Linked DNA regions of Mus musculus: region 1 is linked to region 2. Evidence: chromatin loops called from intact Hi-C (ENCODE). Cell type or tissue: heart. All regions are shown on one strand.

Region 1 (8,000 bases), 640 kb after region 2:
AATTTACAGTCCCCCCCCCGCCAACCCCCTGCTTCCTGAAGCTCCTTGCATGCTAGGATGACAGGCCTGTGTCCCCATGGCTGTCCTTCGTGTGTCTTGAGTGGTCACACACAAAAACAAGCAAAGGTGCATGCGTGAGAAGGGATTTCAGTGTCGCCTAGGAAGGCCAAGAGCTGTGTAAAGGGAGCAGAGATGCCCCACCTTGTGTCCAGGGCTCCTTGTTGACTTTAGTGCCGGGCTGCAGACCTAAACCCAGGGAGAGCAGGTCTTGCACAGGTGGTCAGCATAGGCCTGGGTCTGGGCCTAGCCTGGGCTGCAGACCTGTAGCCTCCGTCCTCAGACTCCGACTCTCAGGCTGGTTTTGATGTGTGGAATGATAAAAGGTCTGTGAACTGCATAGGCCCCTGTAATCAGGGCGGGCGCTGACATCCTCCTCAAGTTTGACAGCTCCTTCCTTTTCTGTCCTCACCGCCAGCCAGGCCTTTCTCAACCAGTCGCGCCAGCCACTGCCTCCCCCTCTTCTCTCTTGCTGCCCGCCCGCCCACCACCCACCCACCCTTCCTCTCCCTGTCCCCCTTTCTCTCTCTCTCTCTCTCTCTCTCTCTCTCTCTCTCTCTCTCTCTCTGTGTGTGTGTGTGTGTGTGTGTGTGTGTGTGTTTCATGTTCTTGATCAGTCTCAGATGCCAGGAATTATTTTTTGTCGCCCGGGAGGGGGAGCGTTGGTTTAGGTTTGTGGGTTTGGGCAGGTGTGAGAGGAAGTCTCCCCCCTCTCCTTCTCTCTCTCTCTCTCTCTCTCTCTCTCTCTCTCTCTCTCTCTCTTTTTGTACTGTAGGCCTGTTGCTAATTAATGTTCCCCCATAAGATTCTGTCGGAGTTGAGTAATGTTTTTGATCTTTATGCCTGATAACTGCATACTTAATGAGATTTCAAAGCTGTGAGTGCAGCTTCCTACAATTATTGACAGATGCCTTTTCTTTGCCATTGGGTTCAGCTCCATAAATCCTCCCGCCGTAATGAGGTTGAGCGGTACCACCCTGGCAGTGAGCTAATGAAAGGGGGGAGGGCGCATCGGCGCACGGCTGTCTGACACATTTTTTTCCTTTAAAATTTACTATGCAGATGTCAAGCTGCGGGCCGATTACTTCAAACATGCTAATTTTTATCTTGCTTTTGTGTCAGCCCTTTGCCATTAAAAAAATAAATAAATAAAAGGACTAACCTTCCTGCCCTCCAGTTCAATTCTTTTATTATTTTTAAAAATTTTTTTTTCTAATTGTATTTTTTAATAACCCCCAGCGTGTGCCTGCTGGGGGCACTGACATGCACACAGGCTTTCCCAGGTATCTGGTGGTGGGATTGGTTTAGGGTGTGCATAAGTGTGTGTGTGTGTGTGTGTGTGTGTGTGTGTGTGTGTATGCGTGTGCGAGCTTCCACCATCAGAAGGACAGGGGGAGGATAAAGTGCGATTTCCCCAGGCCTCCCGGCAGCCTGCCCTAAGTATGCACTTGAAACGTCGGAGAATTCATTTCAGAGTTCTGAAACTAAATCCTGGTGGAGAAGAGCCTCGCCATGCCAAACAGTCGATTTCCTTTTCAGCGGACTCATACATCACTGACCCACCCTTTCCCCCTGACAGAATGACATATGTCATTTATCATATGGGCCCTGGCCAGACAACAGCGAGGGGAGGGAAGCCCGGTTGTCCCCTCCTCCTCCAGTACAGTGTGGCTTGCTCACGAAGCTCTGCTGATTTGGTGAGAGAGGCAGAGGGAGGAGAGAGGAGAGGCAGGGAGATGGGAGGCTGCAGCTTGCCCTGTAGATGGCTGTCTTCTTTGGGGTGTGTGGCGTGGCACGGGGGTACGAGATTGGCTGCGGCACCAAAGATGCTGTATCCCTTTCTATGATCTGCCGAGCCACACTGCTTCTCTTCTGATGCATGACGTCCGTCCCTGTCCTTCCTGTGTCCCCTTCTCTCTCCTCTCCCTACTTCTTTTTCTTCCCTTTAGTCCAGAGTAAGGAAGGCAGTTGACAGGTATCATTCAAGCAAGGCCCCGCGTGTGAGGGGTGGGATAAATGAGTCTCGGGGCTCCTGGCTTCACATGATTCAAACGTACGTTATTGAAGATGGATGTTCCTTAAAAAAAGATTGATGGTAGATGCTGGGCTAGGGGTGCCATTTATCATTTTGAATATTATTTAGACTTGCCGAGTAAACCTGTAACTTGAGAGTTGGACCAGCCGGGGCTGGCTGTGGGCGTGTGTGTGTGTGTGTGTGTGTGTGTGTGTGTGTGTGGTGTGTTTCATCGATTGGCCTTGGGCTCTCATTGCTGCTGAATAGATAGGAATCCCCCCCCCCACCTTGTACTTATAATAGAGGACCTCCCAAAACATGAAGGCCGGGAGGGGTGAAGTTTTCATTTTGAAAAAATTTCAAGGACATGGGGGAAAAAGAAGTGTCTGTGATTGGCACTAAAGCTAACAAGCAAGGAACTAACTAACTGCCTCTCTCTCCTTCTCCCTCTCTCCCCTCTCTCTGCCTTTCTTCCCTCATAGAGGCAGTCACGTACCAAACATTAAAATATAAACAGAGCCGTAGTTGCTGAAGCCAGAACCCTTGTTTGATTTAAAAAAAAAAAATAACAAACTCTGTCATGCTTCTTTTTTTTTAAAATCTGTATTGAAAAAGCTTTAGCACAATATAACTTAAAAAATAGCATAATATAACTTAAAAAAAATACTGGTTGGCTTGGTTAGCAGTGTGAGAGTGAAGTAGAAAAACACTTGTATGTCTCAAGAATATTTTAGATAAAAAATGATGCTTTGTGGCTCCCTGCCTCTGCTCCCAGCAGCCTCTTTTTCTTTGTGTCTGCACTCTGTTCTCTGCAGCTGGGCCCCCACAGACCCCCACCAGGACTGATGTGGACAGCTGTTTGCAGGCCCTGCCAGTTAATCATTTCTGCTGCTTTTGCACCCTCAAGCTCTGTGCACTGGGACACCCCCACCTACTGGAAGTACTTAGGGACGCAGGCTGGCTTGCCACCAGAGCCCCCAGCTGTCTGGAGGGAGGCTGTGGCAACCTGATGGCCTGTATACATACTATTCTGCGTTGGAGCCCTTGGTGCCTGGCTCCCTGATGGAAAAAGGAAAAGAGAAGCTGTGGGCCTCCCTGCTCCAGCCTCCTAAACTGCAAAATATAGTGCAGACTTCATTGTCAGGAGCAGTGTTCATATTCAGTATGCAACTTTATTTGGGTTGCTGATGAGATAGAAGGTTTCTTGTGTGACTTACAGTGTGGCCATTCATTTTTAAGAATGATGGGACAGAAAGTTAGATGGAGATTTTCTTTTTTCAACTATAAAATTAAGAATCTAGAACTTGTGGAAGGGTAGAATGTATGTGCCTAGAGAATGCTGGGAAGAAACTCCCTGCACACGTGAAAAGTATTGGAAGCTGAAAGAATTGGGACTCTGGCTGTGTGCTAGGTAACAGGCATTTGTGTGTGTGTGTGTGTGTGTGTGTGTGTGTGTGTGTGTGTGTGTGTGTGTGTGTTTGTACACGTGTATGTGTGCTCGTGTGTGCCTGTGTACGTGCCTGTGTGTGTGATTTGAAATAACTTTATTAGCACTCAGACACTTTGCTCTGCCCACGGCCATGGCTTAGGGTCCACTCCGGGGCTTGCCCAGCGGTTGCCTCAAACCGGGTAGAATCAGATCCATCTTTTGTTGGTGCCTGGTACCACATCAGGCTAGTCCAGCTGCTGCTGTCGCTGCTTGCTGAGACTTCCCGGAAGAAGGCAAAACTTTGATCGCCTGCCCTTGCACCGGGCAGTGTCGGAGGTAATTAAGAGTACAAGTACTGATTTGCAGAAAGAATTGTAAACACCTTTGATACAAAATGCTGCCTTCCCATTTTTTTTTTTTCTGATTAGGAAAACTTTGCTGCTGATAGGTATAAAGTCCGGTTCAGGTATAATTGGTAAGGAACGGAGTGCACTCATGGGAAGAAATCTTGTTTTGTTTTTTGTTCGCTTTTCTTCTTATCCCCTTTTCTCAGTTTTATGGCTGGAGACATGATTTATTGCAACCATCCATCTTGGGGGCTCATCCATCACACCCGGGTTGCTAGGAGATTGTGGCAGCAGCTGTTTGCTCTGAATCAGACAGAAAAGTTGTCAATCATCAAAGGCAGGTGAATAGCATTAGAAACACGCTATTGTCAGACGGAATAATTAATCAAAGAGAGAAAAGATAATTAAAAAGATATGACCCTTGCAAGTACTTGCTCTGGTTTGCCTGGAAAAAAAAAAGAGAAAGAAAGAAAGAAAGAAAAACGGCCTGGTCTTTTCTAGACACTTAAGCAGCTGAGGGCTGATAAAATATGCACTCTGCAGTGCATGGCTTTTAATTAATTGAAAAAGGTTCAACATTCAAAGACGATGCTGGAGAAAAGTCCAGTTATGAGCAGAAGTAATATTTATTGTTTGCATGAAGGGCTTGACACAGAGTCTAACTTTCTGTTACAAATCTCTGGTGTCCCCGCTTGGTAAGGAGGTGTGGGCTGGAGTCTGCAGGTAGCCTGTGTGCTTATGTTTCCTGTGCTGCCGGCCCACCACGTGACCACAGTGGGACCCAGCCAGCTGGGGCATAGTTAGTTGCCTTTCTGTCTTTCTGGTAACTCTGAGAGAACCCAATTCTTTAAAGTAGGGTTGATTTTATAAAAGTCAAAGTGGGAAGATTGAAGGGCACACTACAAACTGTCCCCAGTGCAAGGTTCCCGTCCCTTCACTTGTGTGCCCAGAACATGCCATAACATTTTCAAAGGAACACTTTGGAGGCTCCCATTCGGCAGGGGGCCTGCAGCATCCTGTTTAAAAAGGAAGAAGAAAGAGAAGGAGGAGGGGGAGGAGGAGGAGGAAGAGGAGGAGGAGAAGATGAAGAAGAAGAAGAAGAAGAAGAAGTAGAAGAAGAAGAAGAAGAAGAAGAAGAAGAAGAAGAAGAAGAAGAAGAAGAAGAAGAACAACAACAACAACAACAACAACAACAACAACAACAACAACTACTACTACTACTACTACTCCAGACAGGGTCTAGAGATCATTTTGAGTGTCCGTGTTTCCTCAAAGATATATTCATAGACTAGGAAGTTAATTCCTGTTCTCTCTGAGGCTAAAATATTCCAGAGGAATTGGGAAAATGTATTAAAGACAAGATAGAAAGTGGCAGATCCCGAGCTGCCTTCCAGTTAAGCATGCTGCAATCCCCGAAACAGATCTACTCTTTTATTTTTGGGTACTCTGCTTGATTTTCACACCACTCTCCTCCCAAAGAATAGCAGGACTTCTAAAATTAGCAGAACACAGAAAGGCTTGACTATTAGGATTCATGAGAAAAAAAAAAGAAAGCAACTTCTTTTTTTTTTTTTTTTTTCTTTTTTAATACACTGAAACAGTTGTGTTCAGGACACACCAGATCAGAGCAGTAGCGCCCCCATCTGGAGCACCATGCTTGGACAAGCACTGGGAATCTGTGGATGTGAGTCCCAAGGACAGGACAGTACACCCTCTCCTATGATGCACTTGGAAGCCCAACTTTGGAAGATACAGACCTGGCCTTTTGGTGAAAGAGAAAGACTCAGATAAGCCTCAGCCGCTGGGGGCCCCAGAGGGGACTCACTTGTTCAGGTGGCTGGAGGGTGTTCCTAGTCAGAGCTTGACCTCAAGATTTTGACTACAAGGGACTCTAATGCTTTTGAGTCAGCATCTCCTTGGTGGGTTCCTGGGCTCTCAGGTGATTCTGGGAAACTGCCAAAGACCTATAGTTTTCTGACCACATACCAGTTGTCTTTCACCTTCAGGGTCTTCTGGAGCAGTCCTCGCTCATGACACACTAGCACAGACTTGGCTGTGCTGGAAAGTCCGCGGGTGCCTTGCTGGGGTATGAGCAGTTTCTTTGGTGGCCATAGCAGGTGAGAGGTGCTTCTTTTCCCAGGATATACAGCTGTTTGGAGGTAGTCCAGAGGTGTGTGTGTGTGGGGGGAGGGGGAGTTCATTTAGTTTTAGGCTTGTGTGTCTCGGGTGGGCATGTGTGTGTGAGTACAGGTGACTGTAGAGGTCAGAAGAGGGTGTCTGATTCCTTGGAACTGGGGTTACAGTTGGGCACGAATCTCTTAGATGCAAGTGCTTGCTGGGAACCACAGTCAGGTCTTCTGCAGTATACACCGTCTTCGCTCAGGGATTTTTTTTCCCCCTTGCTGTAGCAGTGGCTGTTCTAGAATTCTCTTTGTAGACCAGGCTGGACTCGAACTCAGAACTCAGAGATTCACCTGCCTCTGCCTCCCGAGTGCTGGGATTAAAGGTGTGCACCATCATTGCCTGCTTGGCTGAGGGATTCTTAAGATTTGTCATTTTGTCGTTTCCCCTTGTCTAATAAATGCTGATAAGACACTTCGCCTAATGTCAAGCAAAGTCATTCCAAAACCTGGAGTTTCATGGGGAAGGCCTAGCATTGAAAGTTCCCCTTGCTATATAGATGGGGCATTTAGGAATTGACATACAAAGATCCTCAACCTTTAATGCTAGTGAAATTAGAGAGAGATCTGCTTTATTTTAAAGAAGGAAGTAAAACCGGGGGTGTGAGGGGTAAAGTCCAGGTTCTGAGAAATTTAGGCTTTTTTTTTTTTTTGTCTCTTCTTTGGGTTTCTTGCCCCTGCTCCCCCTGGTGACCCCTGGTGGCAGTTGAAGTGACTCACTAAAGGAGAGAAGGGCGCAGGGATGTGGAACACACAGTTGCTTCTTAGGAGAGGACCTGGTCCCATGTGAAGTTTGGTAGGGATTTCCCAGTCCCCCATCCTGGCTTATGATACAAGGATTCCTGTATCTCCAAGAGACTTGGCAGGACAGAGCCACCGCTATGATTTGGTTATTGTTATTGGATCCTGTTCCTATCCTGTTGTCCATGAAATTAGAATTAGCCTAGGCTGGTCTTTCTTTCACCATATAGCTTGGGTTGGCCTTTGAAACTCCAAATCCTCCTGTCTCAGCCTCTGGAGGAGCACTTAGTATTATAGGCTACGCATACACCAGCTACCAAGTCAGAATGTATGGCTGAAAAACCCCGGACTCGCTGACTCCCCACTCCCCAAAATCTACACTCCCTGAAAGTAGCAGACATGGTGTCTTATCTAAGTAACCGGTACCTCCCTGACTGCCTGGAAGTCATTTTGGATTTTTTGTATCTCAGCTGCCACAGACTCAAAGCAGGCTCAGCCTGAAGTCTTAACAGGAGAGAGTAAGGAGGACAAACTAACTAGATTGGCTCTCCTTTAAGTGTAGCCATTGTGAAACACTTATGTCCACACGCTCATCTGCCAAGGAAGAGTGTTTGAAGGAAGCAGAGATTCACGTGTCTGTCAGGAGAAGGTGGGCTTCCTAGCAGCCTTCCTCAGGCACTGGGGTTCTCTGACATTTTGTTTCCTGCCTTTGTGTTTGCTCTGGGCCTGTAGTGAAATGACTCTTTCGTATATATTAGTTAGGGAATGCTAAGACGGCCTAGGAGAAGAGGCTGCGGTGGTGTTAGTTTCCCTGGCTTTTCTATATAAAATAGTAAAAGCAAGCCAAGACTCTTGTTACGTGACAGAGGCTCCTACTGGGATACTTAGGTGAACAAGTAAGAGAACAAGTGTGGAGTCAGCTGGGCGGAGGAAAATAAATAAAATAACGGCTGTGCTCTCACTCCTGAGAGCCAGGCCGTGAGCTTGCTCTCCGTGGATCCTGGAGCCCCAGACTCTGGCGGAGAGCGTGGGTGGGGAGGGAGGGGAGTATTATCTGGAAACACGTGTACTCATTCCTTGTGAAAGAAGTGAAGTATTTAACATTTCTCCGAGGAAAACATCTTTCATTACTTGACGTGTTCTGTGGTAATGATTTTTCAGTTCAACAAACAAGCACTTATTAGTGTTCGGCTGAGAACCTGGCTGAGGTGGTTGGCAGGGCCATTTTTAAG
Region 2 (8,000 bases):
CTCAGCCATTTCCTCCCCTGTGGCTGAGTACTGTCTGTGTATGGTGAACCTGAGATGGGATGCACACACTACTCTTTCTACACCCACCGTGAGGCAGCCTTACCGGAGCACACGGTACCTGAACTTGGGTTTTTAGCTGGGACTGAACCGTGTGGTGCCCTGAACTTGAAGGGACTGTTGTGAAGGCCACAGCTGGCAAGCGTTTGGTGGCGTGTGAGTGGCTTCAGAAGAGCATCTAATCCAAGCTGTCCCGACTGCTGCTGGAATCCATATGACAGTCCCAGAGTCTGTTCATTGCGCTTAAGGGGAAATAAATACTAATTGGGCATTGAGAGCATTGGTGGGGACAAAGGCTGTCTTAGAGCAGAATCCGTGAAAGGGTCTTCATTCAGACCACAGAAGGTTTGGAGGAGGTCAGCTTTGATGCCCCCCTGGGGGATGAACAGGACCAGGTAATGAAAAGATTCTCTGAATGAGAAGCTTTGGGTGGCAGGCTTAGGGCTGTAAAGGTACCCCAAGAACAGAGCTGAGAACTCAGAATCCAACAGAGGAAATGACGGCTGTGCAGGATGGGGTGATGTGATTCTTAGTGAAGTCCCTCTTACTATCAAGAGAAAGGTGGAGGCTCTCTCTCTCTCTCTCTCTCTCTCTCTCTCTCTCTCTCTTTCTCTCTCTGCTAAGGACCATGGCTTTAGATAATTACACAGGTGAGGCTGGTGTGCACATTGTAGGCCAGTTGGAGGTGGGGTACACTTGGGCCACCCTCCCTGTGTTCCCCCTGAATCCCATCAGAGCCTCTAGGAGATGAGACTAAAGCTGGGAGAGCCAGGCACAAGATAGACCGGGCATGTCATTGGAAGCTCAGGTCTACACCATCTCTGCTTTGTCTTCTGCTTCCCGTACGAACATTTGTTCCCCAACACCTCAAGGTCTGATACCTAAGTTACTCTGCAGCCAGTGTCATTTAGAGCTCCTGGATTTTCTTGTCCCGTATTAACGGAAATGTATTTTTATTTACATCTTACCCCAACTGCCTCTCCCACACTCGCTTACACAGATACTCTGACAAAGTTCTGGCATCTCTTAAGGGAGAGGCTACTCATTACTCTGTCAGAGGTTATTTGACATCAGTGCTTTTACGAGCCTTCTAAAACAAACCAGGTACTTGCTTTAGGGCTGCAGACTAGGCCAGGGATAGAGTGCTTGCTTAGAGAGCACTCCCAAATTCCTGGGTCCCATGCACAGTGTATAATAGACAAACAATAACAATGACCACAGCTCAAACTGGGGCCTGGTTCCTAACATGTGGCCCCGATTTCAAAGCAAACGTTGTATTCTAAAATGCTAGGGCTGAGTTGGGGCTTGAGGTTTTTTTTTTTTTTTTTTTTTTTCAAGACATGCCAGAGAGTTAGGGCATTTTTGGAAATGCTAGAATGTTTGCTTACTGCTCTGAGCTCCAACCACTGGGTTTACCCATTTTCCTCACTAGCAAATGAAGCATGACAATGAAAAGCGGCCCCAGATTGTTCTGCCTGGAAGGATTCTCATATTTACTTGGTCATCTTCTGTCTGTACGGCTGGCCGCAATCTCCTTAAAGAGCCTTGTTCAGATCTGTCTGGAGTGAATCTTCCTGCTGCACATAACCGAGAGAGCAGCAAGAGGGGCCTGGCGAACGCCAGGCTTGTTATTCTTGTGCACACACCTGCAGTTTCTCTCCATCCAGGTTTGGGGTGAATGCAATTGCCTTAAGAACTGGCAGAGTTTCTTTAGGAATAAAACAAGGGGGGAAAAATCCAAGTTGCCTCATCAGAAATTACCTTCCTGGTAGAAAACCTAAACGCAAGAGGATGGATAAAAATAGATTTTTTTTTTTCTTAAATGCCAGGGAAGAGAGCTAGAAGCGCTTTGGCAGATCGGGATCTGTGGACAGACCTGCGCCAGGTTCTTAAGTTAATAAATATTCATTTTGAGGGTTTTTTTTTGGGGGGGAAAGGAGGCAAGTTCTAGGCATAGAGCCCTTGTTGGAGAAGTAACATCTATTTGTACAGCATTTTTGGTTCTTAAGAATAAGGTTCTCTCTCTCTCTTTTTTAAACTCCTCCCTAACAATTCACACCTCCAGCAGGCTAGCTGCTTGGAAGATAGATTCAAACACAGCGTCTTCTCAGTTGTAGCAAGCCAAGCCAGGTATAAAAGCCACATTTTATCTCCGTCTCAGCCACCTTTCTCTACAGCCACCCCTACCCCCCTTTATTCTGGACATGCAGCGAAAGCTTCATTCAATATTGATTGTGCTTTGATACATTAAAATCAAGAGTGAGTCGGGGCTCTTACATAAAAGGTGTATAGATACCATTCACACCGTTTTGACCAGAACAGTCAATATTTTAAAAGGATTTCATTTCCCTTCCAAGCCTGCAGGCAGTCTAATTCTCTACGAAGGGAAGGCACGGCCAGTTGGTGCGAAATGATTCCTCCCGAGGTGTCTAAGAGGAGGGTGGTATTATTAGTTTTCTTTTTCTTAAAAAAAAAAACAAAACTATTTTCTACTTGTATACAATTTAGCAAATTTGGAGCTTGGAAAAGAAGCCTCAAATACTTTCCCTTCATTTGGTGGGGAATAACACTTTGAATGACTAAAATAAAATAGAATAAAAGCATTTTCATAACAAATAATTCAAGGCAGAGCAGTAGAGATATTTCAAAGAAAAGATTCCACCTAAATGTTTTGAAAAGACAAAAAGAAGAGCGAGTGAGAGAGAGAGAGAGAGAGAGAGAGAGAGAGAGAGTGCCTAGTTGCAGTTGCTTTGACAGAGTTCAGGCATGAACGTGCTTTCATTCCGTTGCATGATTTCGATAAAATTAGGTTAAAGAAATGTTCATTTGGAAACAGTGCTTCGTCATATTATTCCCAACACACGTCTAGCAAATATATGAATCCCGCATTCATCTGCGCGAAGTTCCAGACCTTAATGAATGGTTTAGACAGCATTGTCATCAATTTTCCGCAGGTGCAGCTGGAGCAATCAGTCAATTCAATCAAAAGCCTCCGTCAAGTTGCGTGGCGCTGTCATTTTTTTCATTCTGAAATTGAAAAAGAAATAAAAGAAGAAGAAGAAATAAGAGAAAAAAGAAAAAAGAAAAAAATGCAAGCAAGCCAACCGCGGTTCCTGGCTTGCATTTACATTCTCCCGCCTTTGGGTGGCGCTTTTGAGCAGCGCTTTGCCGCCTGCCTCGCTGCAGAGCTGACTTTCTCTTTTTCTTTCTTTTTCCTCCAACACCCCCCCCCCGCAACTTTATACTAATATAATATTTCTTTAGTGATGCTATGGAGATGAAATCGCTCTGTGTGTTTTAACACGCATTCCAACAACCTCTTAAGGCAAAAAAGTAAATTCATGCAGATGAGTTATAGAAAGTTGAAAAGATGCTATGGGAGCGGCTGCCATGGGTCCCCGGGGGTGCAGGGACACACTCTTGATTGCTTCTGAGGTTGTCAGACCTCCAACTTTCTCAGCCCTTCTTCCCCTGCCCGCCTGTGCAGTCCAGAACAATTCGGGGGTCGGGAGAAGTGGGCGGAGGGGGCAACTTCGCAGCTAGATCTTCTGGTTCCTTTTGAATCCACCTGAGTTTACTTTCCCTTAGCTTCAGACGGCCTTTGGGAATCCTAGGGTGGGGTCAGGAGTTGTGCTGGTATCAGGAGGGGCACGTATTTGTATTTCTGGCTGTCCCTGGGTTGGTGTCTTTTTCTTCCTGTAAACTCAGTAATCATAGTGCCATCATACCCTGCCACTTTGCATTAAAGGACCCAGGAAAGATGACATCAAGTAAAGCTTTGATTTTTCTTTTCAATCTCATTGAAAAATAACCTTGTTTCCTACTGTGATTAATATTAGGATTCAACAGTAGCAGAGATAGAAGGAACCCAGATAGATCTTCTGCACACACACCTCAGACGGACGCTCCTGCTTTCGCTCACCCAAGAGTGCTAACAGGCGCTTCTAAATCTTTAAAATGTATGGACAGACAGCACTTAGCATCCGCTTCCTCAAGGAGAATAGAGTTAACCTTTGTAGTTTGCCAAAAGTCGGCAAGTTTTCCTTTGCCATTTGTTTCAGTAGAATAAGGAGCAGAGTCATAGTCAGGACCAGATAAACTCACATTGTCCGGGTCTTTTTTCTTCTTCTTCACAGCACCCAGCAGAAGAGATGAGCTAATATTAACTCATAGAAACGACTGGGGCTACTTGCAGCGATGGATACACTCAGAATTATTAAACTGGCTGGGAAAATATTTAGGTGTGGTTTCTTTGTAGGTGTCAGGAATGGGCTGTTACCCTAACAGTCCATGGCTGCATTTAAAAAAGAAAGGAAGAAAACATACATTTGGCTCGTGGACGAATGCAAATTCCAGGGACTCTAATAAAAATGTACTTTTTAATAACCAGGTATGTCACTTTGCAAATAGCTTTGATGTAGCGCTCTTGCCTGCGTATAGTCGAAGCTACATCTGTGTCATACCTACGTGCACCGTACTTTCCCTGAGAGAGCAATTAGGGGCTATTCCAGCTAATACTTGAGACTCCACGTGTGTCTGCAGAGAAAGGGGAGAAAGAGCTGTGATCGCCAGTGAGCGGAGAAAAGGATTCGCCAGCTCCCACCTTTTAGACACTTGATAAAAAAATGCAGCTTGGGGTGCCTGGAGGGTCTCAGGCAAATAAGGCCGGCCACACAGCAGCAAGGGGCTTGCTGTAGGCAGCCCACACTTTGGCGCTCCTCAGCAGAGTTTGAAGTTAAATGGTCCTGTCTGCTTCTTTTCTTGTTTGTGTCAGTTGTTAAAGATCCCTTGAAACGCACCATTACAATTTCCTTTTACTTTATTACAACAGAACCGAGCCAGGTAGCTTGCATCTCCGCCGCCCCTAATTTCCTGCAAGGGCCTACAGACCAGCTCTCTGCGTTTTCTGTTTTCATTAACCAAACACAAAGCCAACTGACTCGCTATCACTCTTAAGGTAACTGCAGGTCTTACAATAAAAGGTGGAGTGAAATCAAATGTCCATAAATCGAACAAATAGATGCACGCAAAAGGGCCGGCTCCTGCACAGTCCGACATCCACGCGGTCTTAAAGGAGACGCTGTGTGCTGTCCGTTTTAATGCTGCACTTTCTACTCAGTGCTTCTGTTTTACAGTGAGGGCGAGTGTTTCCGTGCCCGAGATTCTCCCTTTCTTTCTCCAGTCAGAACCAGAGTGTCTTTTTTTTTTTTTTTTTTTTTTTTTGGTTGTTATTGTTTGTCTAAAAGAGAAAAAAAAATCAGCAAGGTTTTCTTCTCCATCCTATGACTGCATGTGTTGGAAACACTGCAATATGTTTTGACTAAACATTGGAAATAAATGCCTTATCAAAGCAACAACATAGTGGTGCCTCCCCATTCAGGTACCTGGGATGGGGTGGGGCTGGGGGGGGGGGTCTGTAAAACCACTGACCGGGCACAATAGCCACAGACAACTGTCTTCTTGGGTGATGCGTACAGGCCGTGATGGATGGTCCCTCGCCACAGAGCATGGCCACGGAGACAAAATTAGTGTTGTTTTAATTACCAGTGTCTGTAATGTTATCTATCCATAACTGCCTGAAGTAGACCGTCACCGAGGGTCAGGGGCCACCTGAGCCGAGCCTTTCACATTTGGGTCTTATCAGTTCCCCGTCAAAGCCATGCACTTTAACGAAATGGAAAAGAGAGGAAGAAAAAAGTTTAATGCTCAATGTTTTGCTTTAAACATTTGCTTATCTCAAAATGTGTGTGTGTGTGTGTGTGTAGTATTTGGTGTTTAAGGGGAAGAGCCTAGATTTTTTTTTTCTCTCTTTAAGTGAAGAACCAAGCAGATCATATTAAATGGTATCTGGAGGTCAGAGGTGTGGGTAGAAAATGGGACTCCCTGTGACATTCCTCAGTGAAAGCTTACATTGTCAGAACGGTGGCTTTTATCAGTCACAAACAACGTCTTGATACTAACAGGAAAGATGTTTTACTTACTAAACCTCCTTGAGCTGAGATGGCTTGGTGTCCAGACTTCTCTGAGAGAGAGAGAGAGAGAGAGAGAGAGAGAGAGAGAGAGAGAGAGAGAATGAAGTGTGTGTGTGTGTGTGTGTGTGTGTGTGTGTGTGTGTAAAGACAGAGTAGACTCCAGTTTCTGAGCTCGTGGGAGATGAAAGATAGGCCAGCTTTTGAAAATGGCCTGCGTGGCACCTGCTATAAATGAGCAGGGAAAAGCAATCAAGCTAATAGATTACAGTAATTATCCAATCTTTGGCTAGTTTGTATTGGCAAACTATAAATACAGTACACATTAGAACAAGGTGCTTACAGAATATACATGAAAGGTCACGGCAATTTGCAAGTCGCTAGTCATTAGAATATGCTAAAAACCATCGCTTCAGGGCTCAGATTTTAATGATGAATACATTGATTATTAAGTAGCAGAGAAAAAATGTACCGGGGCTGCTGTGGCCTAGTGATCGGTCGCCTTATTTTGGGAAGGAAATCAGCCCGGCGTTCGCATGCTAGCACTGAGGCCCATAATTGCAGAGAGGAAAATTCCTCCAAAGAGCTTGGTTTGGTGTACATATTAAAAGTAAAAAAGTTGAGACGTGTTTGTGATAAGATTAATAATAAATCTCTGGTAAGTCTTAGACTCCTGACAATAATACAGCGGCAGAACACTTCATCTTCGCTCAGCTTTAGAATTTAAGATCAGTCACAAACAATCTAAATTACGGCTGATGCTAGGCAGATGTGGTACTGGACGGGGCTGCTCGCCATAAATCTCCCGTGCCTTATATGCAAATTAACTCCATTTTAAAAGATAATTTTTCACACGGTGAGTGCCTTTATTTGTGAAATGCTGGTGATTTTTCTTTAATAGGGAGAGGAAAATCCTGGTCCAGATCTGGGGATGATTTCCTTGGAGAGAGAGGCTGCAAATGTGAGATCTGCGCGCTTTGGTTGGGGCACCTCGGATCACTTTAGAGAGAAGTTAGGAAGCTCTGCACTTAGATGTAGTGTTGCTTTGCCCAGAAACTGCTCTGGGAACTGAGGTGTGTGTGTGTGTGTGTGTGTGTGTGTGTGTGTGTGTGTGTGTGTTGTCTCTTCGTGTGCGGGGAGTGAACTGCAGTTCCCCATGCTTCAGGGCTCTCTGGCCTTCAATTTTGAGAGCCTCATCTTGTTCACTCTGTGACGCAATTTATTTTCTGAGCCAGCTACCCTGTCCTTCCCACCTCTCCCCTCATCAGTGCCTCTTCCAGGCGCTCTCATCCCCTCAACGTCAGATTTGCTTGATTGTGGTGCTGAGATCTCCAGTAATTCCTTGCACCGGCTTTCTTGGTACTATTTTCGAAAAGAAGCCAGTGTAGAAAAGGCCCTGTGCTCCCCAGCGCCGAGCCCCGCCCCACCCGCGGCTCCCTCCCTTTCCCCTCCCCCTCCCTGGTCCTTGTATTTTGTGGATAGAGCCGCTTACATCTGTGTCCTGATAGAGAGAGGTGAGATGGCTTTCCCCCCTCCCCTCTCACAGCCCATTCTCATGAAATGTTTGTCTCTCAAGGACTGAATTTTTACAGCCGTGCTGCTGGTGGGAAACTTGGAAGGGAGAGTAGGAATTTGCAAAGAGTGGGGAGTGCCTGACTTTCTCTGAAATCCATCACTTTGCTAGGTCACCCCTGGAGCTTGAGGGTTACAGGAAAAGCCTGCCAGGCCTCTTTGTGTGTGCGTGCTTGTGTGTGTGTGTGTGTGTGGGGGTGGGGGGTTGGGGGCTTGGGGGTAGTGACATCCAGGTGGGTAGAAGGCCTTTACCCTCTCAAAGACAAAGATTCTTGTTGGCGGTGGGTTATGGGGGTGAGAGGTGGGGGGTACTGAGGGAGGAGGGTGAGGGAGAAGGGGGTGAGGGTGTTAGAGGGACAGTTTCAGTCTTTGTGGACCTTCATTAAGAGCAAGGAGTGGAAG

The links. A loop is a pair of places that touch in the nucleus more often than their neighbours do. Peaks named below come from ENCODE experiments on the same cell type or tissue, not always from the same donor. Only the 100,000 strongest peaks of a DNase experiment are listed, where the experiment ranks them.
Region 1: it touches region 2 in a loop (4-fold over the local background); 3 of 42 quality-filtered maps call a loop at or near these places.

The regions. Positions count from the first base shown.
Region 1 is chr7:36,706,466-36,714,465 of GRCm38, forward strand. The region is part of intron 1 of Tshz3 (teashirt zinc finger family member 3); the gene reads left to right. Among named protein-coding and RNA genes, the nearest start is that of Gm36722, 12 kb to the left of the region's middle. In heart, CTCF peaks have their summits at 3,007 and 5,497 (motif pointing left); DNase peaks (open chromatin) are centred at 1,731 and 2,946; H3K4me3 peaks cover 867 bases; H3K27ac peaks cover 1,789 bases.
Region 2 is chr7:36,068,764-36,076,763 of GRCm38, forward strand. Gm38991 (a long non-coding RNA gene) reads left to right here and starts at 7,492. Exons shown (of 6, transcript XR_881969.1): 1 at 7,492-7,540. In heart, a CTCF peak has its summit at 3,193; no DNase peak of the experiment used is centred here; H3K4me3 peaks cover 1,008 bases; H3K27ac peaks cover 976 bases; H3K27me3 peaks cover 799 bases.